Regions from separate parts of the Homo sapiens genome. Here region 2 is linked to region 1. The links are chromatin contacts, found by Hi-C or POLR2A ChIA-PET in ENCODE. All regions are on one chromosome and are shown on one strand. Each heading gives the region's core, a stretch centred on a gene start or an enhancer-like site at or near the end of the contact. The rest is flanking DNA. Distances are from core to core; before and after follow the strand shown. Region 1 overlaps GRID2IP (Grid2 interacting protein). Region 2 holds the start of MIOS-DT (MIOS divergent transcript).

Region 1 (6,186 bases), core at 2,628-5,127:
TACCACCACACCTGGCTTATTTTTGTATTTTTAGTACAGATGAGGTTTCCCCATGTTGGCCAGGCTTGTCTCGAACTCCTGACCTCACGTGATTGGCCTGCCTCAGCTCCACAAAGTGCTGGGATTACAGACGTGAGTCACCGCGCACGGCCACCCCTGGCTGATTTTTAAATATTTTGAATATATGGGGGTCTTGTTGTGTTGCCCAAGCTGGACTTGGAACTCCTGACCTCAAGTGATCCACCCACCTCAGCCTACCAAAGTGCTGGGATTACAAGAGTGAACCACTGCACCTGCAGCGGCTTTCATAGCAGGTGCAGGATGCCTAGAACAGGGTAGAACACAGGCTTCGGCACACCTTCCATCCACATGACCTGCATGCTGAGTGCAGGGGTTTGTGGGCATTCGGAGGGCACGCTGAACAGACAGGTGGCAGCCACACATGGCACTGCAGGCCTGTGTGTGTGCAAGAAAGAGTACACTGGGAGCCCACCAGCCAGGTGGGATGTGGTCGTGTGCTCATGATCCTGGTGGTGGTGTTGGCATGTCTGGCAACCACGTGAGTTTCTTTCTTTTTTCTTTTTTTCTTTCCTTTTTTTTTTTCTGGAGGCAGTAGCTTGATCATAGCTCACTGCAGCCTTGATCTCCTGCACTCAAGCCATCTTCCCACCTCAGCCTCCTAAGTAGCCGGGACTACAGGTGTGCATCACACCTGGCTAAATTAAAACTTTTTTTTTTTTTGGTAGAGACAGGCTCTTGCTATGTTGCCCAGGCTAATCTTGAGCTCCTGAGCTCAAGTGATGCTTCCACCTCAGTCTCCTAAAATGCTGGGATTATAGGTGTGAGCCACCACGTCCAGCCTTACACGAGTTCCTTCTCACAAGTTCCACTTCTCAGAGTACAGAGCGCAGCCACTGAGACCACTTCCATTTTGTGGGTGCAAAAACTGAGACTGCAGGTGGTTAGGTGCAGTGTCTAAAGTCTCAGGTTATGTTGTATATGCTGCATAAAGGTCACGCTGGGAAGGCGCGTCCGTGGGGCCACGTGTGGGCCTAGCCCTGGTGTATTGGGTGTGTACGTGCATGGCTGTGGACACTTCTATGTGGGAGGGGCCCAAATCGGCTGTAAGACCTCATAGGTGAGGCCAGATGCAGTGGCTCACACCTGTAATCCCTGTGCTTTGGGAGGCCGGAGTGGGAGGATCACTTGAGCCCAGGAGGTTGAGGCTGCGGTGAGCCATGATGGCACCACGACACTCCAGCCTGGGCGACAGAGCAAGACTCCGTCTCAAAAAAAAAAAAAAAAAAAAAAAAGGCTGGGCGTGGTGGCTCACACCTGTAATCCCAGTGCTTTGGGAGGCCGAGGTGGGTGGATCATGAGGTCAGGAGATAGAGACCATCATGGTTAACATGGTGAAACCTCTTCTCTACTAAAAACACAAAAGAATAGCTGGGCGTAGTGACATGCGCCTTTAGTCCCAGCTACTCGGGAGGCTGACGCAGGAGAATCGCTTGAACTTGGGAGGCGGAGGTTGCAGTGAGCCAAGATCGTGCCATTGCACTCCAGCCTGGGGCACAAGAGTGAGACTCCATTTCAAAACAAACAAACAAGCAAACAAACACCTTCACATGTGAGAACAGGTGTCTGTCTGTTCACCTGGTGAGCTGGACAGTCAGCAGCTGCAGGCAGGGAAGTGGCAGGGGAGAGGACGCTTACCTGTCATGGCCGTGTAGCCCAGGAAGCATGCGATTTTCTCCTGACAGAGCTCCTGCTCCTCATAGGTCAGCAGCTGGTAGATGAACTGCCACAGGACCTGCTTGGCAGGGGTGTCCAGCACAGGGTAGACGTCAACGATGAGGGTGTCGATGTTCCTGGGGGAAGGTGCAGGAATGTGAGGCTCAATACTCACGGGCTTACCATGATGCACAGAGTGGGGGTAGACAAGACGGCACTTCCAAGCCACAGCGTCTGCCCTCATGCCCTATCCCTACCCTTCAAAGACAGAAGTGGGGGCCGGGCACAGTGGCTCACGCCTGTAATCCCAGCACTTTGAGAGGCCGAGGCAGGTGGATCATTTGAGGTCAGGAGTTCGAGACCAGCCCAGCCAACATGGTGAAAGGCCGTCTCTACTGAAAGTATAAAAATTAGTCAGGTGTGGTGGTGCACACCTGTAATCCCAGCTACTCGGGAGGCTGAGGCAGGAGAATTGCTTGAGCCTGGGAAGTGGAGGTTGCAGTGAGCTGAGATCGTGTCACTGCACTCCAGCCTGGGAGACAGAGTGAGACTCCAACTCAAAAAAAAAAAAAAAGAAAAGAAAAAGAGAGAGAGAGAGAAGTGGGCAGGAAGGCAGGCTCCAGGGATAGGGTAGCCAGACTCCAATCTCAGCTCTGCCACTTACCAGCTAAGTGACCTTTCTCAAGTGACTTACCCTCTCTGTGCCTCAGTTTCCTCATTTGTAAAATGGGGATAAAAATAGCATCTACCTCATAGAGCTGTTGTGAAGATTAAAACACACAGAGCAGGCCTGGCGTGGCGGCTCACGCCTGTAATCCCAGCACTGTGGGAGGCCGAGGCGGTTGGATCACCTCAGATCGGGAGTTCAAGACCAGTCTGGCCAACATAGTGAAACCCCCTCTCTACTAAAAATACAAAAATTAGCTGGGCGTGGTGGCATGTACCCTCAGTCCCAGCTACTCAGGAGGCTGAAGTAGGAGAATCGCTTAGACTGGGAGGCGGAGGTTGTAGTGAGCTGAGATTGCGCCACTGCACTCCAGCCTGGGTGACAGAGCAAGACTCTGTCTCAAAAAAACCCAAAAAACCAAAAAACATATAGAGCAGGCCAGGCATGGTGGCTCATGCCTATAATCCCAGCACTTTGGGAGGCTGAGGCAGGCGAATCATCTGAGGTCGGGAGCTCAAGATCAGCTTAGCCAACATGGTAAACCCTGTTTCTACAAAAAAATACAAAAATGTGGTAGGCATGTTGGTGTGCACCTGTAATCCCAGCTACTCAGGAGGCTGAGGCAGGAGAATCGCCTCGCCTGAGCTCGGGGAGGCGGAGGTTGCACCGAGCCAAGATTGCGCCACTACACTCCATCCTGGGCCACAGAGCGAGACTCTGTCTCAAAAAAATAAATAAATAAACAAAAATAAAAATAGGCTGGGGGTGGTGGCTCACGCCTGTAATCCTAGCACTTTGGGAGGCTGAGGTGGGTGGATCACGAGCTCAGGAGTTCGAGACCAGTCTGGCCAACGTGGTGAAACCCCCTCTCTACTAAAAATACAAAAATCAGCCAGGCGTGGTGGTGTGTGCCTGTAATCCCAGCTACTCGGGAGGCTGAGGCAGCAGAATCGCTTGAACCCGGGAGGTGGAGGTTGCAGTGAGCTGAGATCGCGCCATTGCACTCCAGCCTGGGTGACAGAGCAAGACCCCGTCTCAAAATAATAATAATAAAAAATAAATAAATAAATAAATAAAAATAAAGTAGGAGAATATCTTTTGACCTAGAAGCAGGGAAGAGCTTAAAATTTCAAAAGCCAAAACTGTGGGCGGCAAGCCACCCAGATGCCAAGGCAAGAGACCGAGGGCACAAGCTGTTCCAATATAATAAAGAAAATACATAGAATAAGAATAGTTATACTAGAAATAGATTATAGATATGTATATGAATATTATTAATAATTAGTTTGTAGCATTACTGTTTATTCCAATATTATAATAATCTTTGTCCTACAATTATAACCTAGGAGAAACCAGGCCATACAGAGATAGGAGCTGAAGGGACACGGTGAGAAGTGACCAAAAGACAAGAGTGTGAGCCCTCCGTTATGCCTGGACAGGGCCACTAGAGGGCTCCCTGGTCTACTGGTAACGCCAGTGCCTGGGAAGGCACCCGTTGCTTAGCAGACCGGGAAAGGGAGTCTCCCTTTCCTGGTGGAGTTAAAGAAGACTCTGCTCCACCACTGCTTGCCCGCCCGCAGCCACCCAGAGGCCTAACGCTGTCCCTGTGATGCTGTGCTTCAGTGGTCACGCTCCTGGTCCGCATTCATGTTCTGCCCTGTGCACTCGGCTCCACCTTCTAGATAGCAGCAGCAGAATTAGTGAAAGTACTAAAGTCTTTAAAATGCATAGAAGAAATAATTACGTAAGCTGTCCCCTCTTTCTCTCCGCCTCAGCTACCAAATAGGGAAGGGCCCCCTGTCTGGCGGACACGTGACTCACATGACCTTACCTATCATTGGAGATGACTCTCACTCCATACCCTGCCCCTTTGCCTTGTACACAATAAATAACAGCACGGCCAGGCATTCGGGGCCACTACTGGTCTCCGCGTCTTGGTGGTAGTGGTCCCCCGGGCCCAGCTGTCTTTTCTTCTATCTCTTTGTCTTGTGTCTTTCTTTCTTTTTTTTTTTTTTGAGACAGTCTGGCTCTGTCACCCAGGCTGGAGTGCAGTGGCACAATCTCGTCTCACTGCAAGCTCCGCCTCCCAGGTTCACACCATTCTCCTGCCTCAGCCTCCCGAGTAGCTGGGACTACAGGCGCCTGCCACCACGCCCGGCTATTTTTTTTTTGTATTTTTAGTAGAGACGGGGTTTCACCATGTTAGCCAGGATGGTCTCGATCTCCTGACCTCGTGATCTGCCCATCTCAGCCTCCCAAGGTGCTGGGATTACAGGCATGAGCCACCGCGCCCAGCCGTCTTGTGTCTTTATTTCTACGATCTCTCATCTCCGCACACGAAGAGAAAAACCCACAGGCCCTGTAGGGCTGGACCCTACACAAAACTATAAGACCAAAAATGTGGTGAGTTTGATTATGCAAAATCAAGGTTATCTATTCAAGGAAGCCCAACTTAGACACATTCATATTAGACACAACAGACCTAATAACAGAAGTAACAAATGGGAGAGAAATTTACAATGTTCAAAATCAAGGAGAAATCAGCATCTAAAATATACAAAGGTGTCCAGCCGTCGTGGCTCACAAGTCATCCCAGCACTTTGGCAGGCTGAGGCAGGGGGATCACCTGAGTCAGGAGTTCGAGACCAGCCTGGCCAACATGGTGAAACCCCATCTCTACTAAAAGTACAAAAATTAGCCAGGCATGGTGGTGGGCGCCTGTAATCCCAGCTACTCAGGAGGCTGAGGCAGGAGACACACTTGAACCGGGAAGGCAGAGGTTGAAGTGAGCCAAGATCATGCCACTGAACTCCAGCCTGGGCGACAGAGCAAAACTCTGCTTCAAAATAAATAAATAAATAAATAAATAAATAAAATAAAATATACAAGGGGCTGGGAGCAGTGGCTCACACCTGTAATCCCAGCACTTTGGAAGGCTAAAATGGGCAAATCTTTTGAGCCCAGGAGTTCAAGACCAGCAACATGGCAAAACCCTGTCTCTACTAAAAAAAAAAAAAAAATTAGCTGGGCATGGTAGGCGAGTGCCTGTAGTCCCAACTACCTGGGGGGCAGAGGCACAAGGATCACTTCAGCCTGGGAGTTCGAGGCTGCAGTGAGCTGTGTTTGCACCACTGCACTCCAGCTTGGGTGACAGAGTGAGACCCTGTCTCAGAAAATAAATAAAATAAAATATACAAGAAACTTCATGCCAGTCAACAAGGACAAAAAGTCCAAGAAAACAAAAATGGACAAAGGGTATGAACAGTAATTTATAGAGAAAAATCCCAGAAAAAGTTCACAAGCATATTAAAAGATGCTTAAAATAATTAGTAATAGAAGAAAATCAAATAAAAATAACAGGATGTCACTTTTATGGCTAAGAAAGTAGCAAAAATAGGCCGGGTGTCGTGGCTCACACCTGTAATCCCAGCACTTTGGGAGGCTGAAGTGGGCAGATCACGAGGTCAAGAGATCAAGACCATCCTGGCCAACATGGTGAAACCCTGTTTCTACTAAAAATACAAAAATTAGCTGGGCGTGGTGGAGAGTGCCTGTAGTCCCAGCTACTCGGGAGGCTGAGGCAGGAGAATCGCTTGAACCCAGGAGGGGGAGGTTGCAGTGAGCCGAGAGCACGCCACTGTACTCCAGCCTGATGACAGAGTAAGACTCCATCTCAAACAAAAAATAAAAATTAAAAAAAAGAAACTAGCAAAAATAAAAAGTTGGGCATCACTGTGATCTAAAGGAATTTGGCTTTAGTTATAATCAATGTATGAAATATACAT
Region 2 (6,430 bases), core at 3,931-6,430, 1.0 Mb after region 1:
GGTGCTGAGATAACTGGCTAGCTATATGCAGAAGATTGAAACTGGACCCCTTCCTTATATCATATACAAAAATTAACTCAAGGTGGATTAAAGACTTAAATGTAAAACCCAAAACCCCTGGAAGACAACCTAGGCAATACTATTCTGGACATAGGAATAGACAAAGATTTCATGACAAAGACACCAAACACAACTGCAATGAAAGCAAACATTGACAAATGAGACCTAATTCAACTAAAGAGCTTCTGTGCAGCAAAAGAAACTATCAACATAATAAACAGACAACCTGCAGAATGGGAGAAAATTTTGCAAACTATGCAACTGACGGAAGTCTAATATCCAGCGTCTATAAGGAACTTAAACAAATTTACAAGCAAAAAACAAAAACCCTATTAAAAAGTGGGCAAAGGACATAAACAGACACTTTTCCAGAGAAGACATACATGTGGCCAACAAGTATATGAAAAAAAAAAGCTCAACATTACTGATCATTAGAGAAATGCAAATCAAAACCACAACGAGGTACCATCTCACCCCAGTCAGAATGACTATTACTGAAAAGTCAAAAAATAACAGATGCTGGCAAGGTTGCAGAGAAAAAAGAATGCTTATACACTGTTAGTGAGAATATAATTTAGTTCACCCATGGTGGAAAACAGTGTGGCGACTCCTCAAAGACCTAAAAACAGAACTATCATTTGACCCAGCAATCCCATTACTGGGTATATACCCAAAAGAATATAAATCATTCTATTATAAAGACACATGCACATGTCTGTTTGTCGTGGCACTATTCACAATAACAAAGACATGGAATCAACCTAAGTGGCCATCAATGGTAGACTGGTTAAAAGAAATGTGGTAAATATACACCATGGAATACTATGCAGCCGTAAAAAAGAATGAGATCATGTCCCCTGCAGGAACATGGATGGACCTGGAGGCCATTATCCTTAGCAAACTAATGCAGGAACAAAAAACCAAATATCGCATGTTCTCATTTATAAGCGGAAGCTAAAAGATGAGAACACATGGACGCATAGAGGGAAACAACAGACATTAGGGCCTACCAGGGGTGGAGGGTGAGACAAGGGAGAGAATCAGGGAAAATAACAGGTACTAGGCTTAATCCCTGAGTAACTAAATAATCTATATAACAAACCCCCATAACATGAGTTTACCTATATGGCAAACCTGCACATGTACCCCTAAACTTAAAATAAAAACTTAAAAAATCTTCCTTGTCCTATTTAAACATAATTCTTGGTATTGAGGTAAATCTGAATTCACATGATATGCTTTGTCAAATTTTTCCAAAAACTTTTTTTTTTTTTTTTTTTTTTGGAGACAGAGTCTCACTCTGTTGCCCAGGCTGGAGTGCAGTGGCATAGTCTTGACTCACTGCAACCTCTGCCTCCCGCATTCAAGCGATTTTCCTGCCTCAGCCTCCCAAGTAGCTGGGACTACAAGTGCGCACCACCATGCCTTGCTAATTTTTGTATTTTTAATAGAGACGGGCTTTCACCATGTTGGCCAGACTAGTCCTGAACTTCTGACCTCAGGTGATCCACCTGCCTCGGCCTCTCAAAGTGCTGGGATTACAAGCATGAGCCACCACACCCAGCCCTGTTTTGCTTATAATTTAAAGATTTAAAAAATATTACAAATCATATACTTGACAACTATGTAAATTTGTTTTGACAATGTTAGGTGTAATCCCAAAATGCATGAAGAAATGCATTGATTTAAAAAATTTATTTGGGGATATTCTAGAAAAGTTTTTGAAGGCCATTATTTTAAGATATCTCTGATCTTCTGATCTTCAACCTATGTGAAAAGATTACCTAAGCCATGGCACATGTTTACAGGGCTTCATTTCAGCTTGATACCTGCCCAGCCTCCATCTAAAAGCAAAACTTGCTCTCAGGTACAGACTGATTTTGTGCATGTGGAAATAAAAAGAATTGGGATTAGCCAGTCACAGACTTCACAAAATGTTCCAGTACTGTAGTAACTGAATTGCTGCCAGGAGCAGCTGTAAATAAGAAAGAAATTCGCTGTCCTTCAACTGCAATCCTTCTGGTTTTAAAACCACAACAAAAATCCTCTCCTGGATCACCACAACATAAATGAAGAATCTTAAAAAGAACATCCTGGCCAAGCGCAGTGGCTCATGCCTGTAATCCCAGCACTTTGGGAGGATGAGGCAGGCAGATCACTTGAGGTCAGGAGTTCGAGACCAGCCTGGCCAACATGGTGAAATCCCATCTCTACTGAAAATATAAAAATTAGCCAGGCATGGTGGCGCATGCCTGTAATCCCAGCTACTCAGGAGGCTGAGGCAGGAGAATCACTTGAACCTGGGAGGCAGTGATTGTGGTGAGTTGAGACTACACCACAGCACTCCAGCCTGGGCGACAGAGCGAGGCTCCATCTCAAAAAAACAACAATAAAAAAATCCTATTAGGAATACAAAAGCTTAAATTAAAAACAAACAAAATACCGAGACTGAACTACAGTGGCCCTAGGATCTATTGTAAAACGCATGTTTAGTAAAGGCAACTAGTGTAATCTCAGACCAGTCTGTCAAGTTCTCTGCTACGGTTTACTGTTTCCAAAGATACAAAGCACTCACTCAACTCAGTAAATATTTTTTGGATACCTATGCAACAGGTGCTAAGGGAAATCCAAAGTTCCATGCTAAAAGATTGCTACCTGCAAGGATCTTGGTTTAGTAGAGAAGGGGAATCAGTTTCCAAAAAGACTGAGAAAGGTGTCACTTATTCCTGTGAGGGGCTTTAGAAGAATTAGTGGCAATATGAAAAAATATATACTTTCACAAAGCTTGAGTGGAAAAGAAAGTTGAAAAAGGGACATTAGCTGGAGGAGGATGTAGAATAAATACGTTGTTTTAGGATTTATTCAATACATTTTTATTTACCACATTTATTAGGTACTGTTTTACATCCTGGTGATTAAGCAGAGAATAAAATAGACAGAGCCCCTCTGTTTTAATTAGGGAATTGGCTAAGCTGCTCTACCAGGTCCAAACAAACAATGATTTTTTAAAGAACAAAGTTTATTTTCTCTTGCATAATGGTCCAGAAGTCTGTGGTTGATCCAAGGGAGGAGGTGCCCCAGCTCCCTGAGATTAGTTTGGGACTTAGGCTAGTGAGAACAGCTTTGCCTTCCTTAATACATGGCTTCCATTTCCAGTCTGTATTTCTTTTTGCCATTTGCCAGACAGCAAGAAGAGGGAAGAGAAAGTGTATAGCAAGCAGCTTTCCTTTTAAGGGACATGATCCAGTTCTACTCACATCTTACAGGACATAACTTTTTGATATAGCCTTACCTTGCTGAAAGGGAGGCCAAGGAATGTCATGTCTAAGTAGGTCACCAAGTGCCCTGCTCAAATTTGAATGTAGAGTTATTTCCTCTTACTAAAAAGAAAAAAAATACAGAATGAAAACTGGAGATAAGGAGAAGACACAGTCTAGAAGATAACTATAGGAAAGTAAAGAGATGGCGACGTATGTGAAGTTGTGGTGTCATAAAGACAACAACAAAGGAGCTAATTTATAGGTAGTCAGTGACAAGTGAGCAGTCTTGAGTAAAGGGAGAGTATGAGTCATGTAGATTTCTGCATTCCAGACAGAGGGAATAGCTAGTGAAGAAGCCCTGAGGCAAGAGCATGCTTGTCATGTTTAAGGAACAGTGAAGTCACAGGGATAAAAGACAAACCAGAAGAAAGTGATGATATGCAACAAAGTGAATGAGACATGTCAAGAGAGGAAGTAGTCAAGAACAACAGAAGTTGCAAGAGTGAAGCTTTGGCCATTGAAACTGGCAGCATGGAGCTCACAGGTGACCTTGACAAGTGGCAGTTTCGTGGCATGGTGGGCATGAAGGACTGAATGGAGTGAATTCAAGGGAGAGAGGGGGAAGTGGAATTACAGAGAGCAAATATGATCCTCTCCTTTGAAGAGAAAATGGGAATAACTTGAGTATGTGTTGAAAGTAAAGAACCAGTAGAAATGGAGAGGCAAAGATACATGGAAGTGAAGTAATTGATGGTGCAAGGTCCCAGAAGAGGAGATATACATGGGGTTCCTCCTCTTACTCTTTGTCACCTAAAAGAAGGTAAGAATGGTAGTGAATCAAGATGTTGGAGGAGGGAAGGAGGAAGCAGTGGGAGGTTGTGCAAATTCTAGCTAATAGTTTTAATTTTCTTTTCTGAAGTAGGAGGCAGTGTCATCTCCTGAGTGCAAGCAGAAAAGTTGTCCTCAACTATGTATAGTAGGAGTGGATAAGGAAGAGATTTGTATTGATCTGAGGTTTTGTGTGGGGGTTTGAGGCCAGGGTCAAAACCACTGAGAAGATTGGCAAGATAGTGTTTGAAGTGATGAATACTGTCATGTCTCCTCTCAGTAATACAGCACTTTCTTCAGCCTACATTCTTCTAATGGCAGGATTGGAAAGGCAATACTTTCCCCAAACTCATCATCTTATCAAAACCATCTGCCACCAAGATCATCAGGACTAAGCTCATTATGCTGTTTACAGCCATCACCACCACAAGCCCAAGACCACCCACTTTTAATCATGAACAGACAAGCAAAGACTGTCAGACATCTGAAGACTGCCTCGAGGTCAGACTCGTGACACCTGAGGCAGCACCATTCACTCAGTTTTGGGAACAAAAAACTTGGAATCCTCTTTCACCGTCATTCACTTGGTCAGTCACCAAGCTCTGTTCATCCCGCCTTCTAAGTATTCCCCAGGGCCCCCACTTCTCTCCATGCCCACTCTCCGTGCCACTGGTAACCTGCGTTTCTATCATCCCTCATTCTGATACTCTATCCCTCCAGCTCTCTGCGCAAAAACTGATCATACTGGCCGGGCACAGTGGCTCATGCCTGTAATCCCAGCACTTTGGGAGACCGAGGTGGGCGCATCACGAGGTCAAGAAATGAGACCACCCTCGCCAACATGGTGAAACCCCATCTCTCCTAAAAATACAAAAAATTACCTGGGCGTGGTGGCGCGCGCCTGTAGTCCCAGCTACTCGAGGTGCTGAGGCAGGAGAATCGCTTGAACCCGGGAGGCGGAGGTTGCAGTGAGGAGAGATCGCGCCATTGCATTCCAGCCTGGCGATATAGCCAGACTCCGTCTCAAAAAAAACAAAACAAAACAAAAAACTGATCATACCACTTGCCTGATTAAAAACTTTCGATGACTCTAACATTGCCTTTAGGTAAATGCCATCCAAACTCACTAAACTGGTTTCCAACCCGTTTCTGAAAGCACCTTAATCTCTCCCCACTTCCTCTGCTCATTCATCCATACCTACTGCCTCCTCACTGCTATGTCCTCTCTCCTGACCCGGCACTTGCTCTTTCCCAGTCCTAGAAGGCTCTTCTCTTCCAGTTCCCACTGCCCTTTTCCCTTTCCTGGCTAATCCCATACTCATCCTTCTTGTCTCAACCTAGTGGTCCTTAAGGAAGCTTTGCTGACCCCCGACACCGAGCGGGCGTCCCTCCTGTGTAGCACTGTGTTAGCCCTACCAAGTCAAGGCTCTCCTTGCCTGTTTCCTGCCGGAACCATGTCTTTTTACTTCACTCCTGTCTCCTCAGCATTCCAGCACAGTGCTGGGTACATAACAGGTGCTCAAGACAAGTTTGTGGAATGACTAATGAGTGAATAAATCATTAACCAAACACCTTGGATCTCCTACTACATCATTTGCAAAAAAAAAAAAATGTTTAATAGAAATTAAAATGGACCCAGTGAGCTAGAGTGTGTGACCCTGCTTAAAAACGACAGAGTGGTTCTGAGAAGCAGTCCCAGCCTAGGAACCCGGGGATCCGGCCTGTGGACCCACGGGCAGGGCCTGCGGGGTGCACCGGCGCTTTCGGGCGGAAGGCGGGGCCTCCCGGCCAGTGACCCCGCCCCGAGGCGCCTCCCGGGCGGGGAAGGGCGGGGCTCGCGCTGGGAAACTCCCCTTCCAAGGCCGAGGCGCCGCTGCGCGTCCTCCAGGCGTGGTGGTGGGGTCGTGGGTCCCAGCCCAGTGGTCCAGGTCACGGGCCGCACGGCCGCGGCCGCCATCTTGCCCGCGTCCGGGCTCCTGCGGCGGGCGGGGCGGTGTCCCGGCCGGAAGCGGCTGTGCGGCGGCCGCGCTGCCACCTCAGGTCAGTGAGCGCGACCCGGTTCGCGTCTCGACTCTCGGGAGCGCCGCGGCCGCAGCGAGGGGCCGGAGATAGCCTAGTTGAAAGGCCCGGGCGTCTCGGCGGGGAGCGCGTTCCGCGCTGTAGGGTAATCGCGCCGGGCGGCCGGCCGCCTGGCCGGGCCTCAGCGGGAGCCACCGGGGGCTGCGGGCGGCCGTGGGACCTGCGGAGACCTCCTCGGGGCGCAGGGAACACGCTACAGCCTT

The links. A loop is a pair of places that touch in the nucleus more often than their neighbours do. ChIA-PET counts read pairs that join two places held with the same protein, here RNA polymerase II (POLR2A). Pooled maps may share reads with other maps.
Region 2: a map of PC-9 shows a loop between it and region 1 (5-fold over the local background). The contact joins the promoter of MIOS-DT here to the enhancer-like site in region 1. A Hi-C loop is called at or near these places in 2 of 168 maps with a recorded cell type or tissue (B cell and PC-9), 3 of 37 single-sample maps with no recorded cell type and 10 of 50 pooled maps. POLR2A ChIA-PET finds 5 or more read pairs at or near these places in 1 of 52 experiments (activated B cell).

What each region holds. Positions count from the first base shown.
Region 1 is chr7:6,512,659-6,518,844 of GRCh38, forward strand. It overlaps GRID2IP (Grid2 interacting protein), which reads right to left. Exons shown (of 22, transcript NM_001145118.2): 8 at 1,717-1,871. LOC101927325 (a long non-coding RNA gene) reads left to right here. Exons shown (of 5, transcript XR_007060200.1): 5 at 3,748-4,377. Among named protein-coding and RNA genes, the nearest start is that of KDELR2, 32 kb to the left of the region's middle. Within about 2 kb of position 3,878, at least 2 of the 41 ENCODE cell types and tissues checked have a DNase peak (open chromatin) inside an H3K27ac peak, as active enhancers do.
Region 2 is chr7:7,560,885-7,567,314 of GRCh38, forward strand. MIOS-DT (MIOS divergent transcript) reads right to left here and starts at 5,181. Exons shown (of 5, transcript NR_110084.1): 1 at 5,030-5,181; 2 at 3,353-3,440. It overlaps MIOS (meiosis regulator for oocyte development), which reads left to right and starts at 6,000. Exons shown (of 13, transcript NM_019005.4): 1 at 6,000-6,188. RefSeq lists a silencer at 5,821-6,430.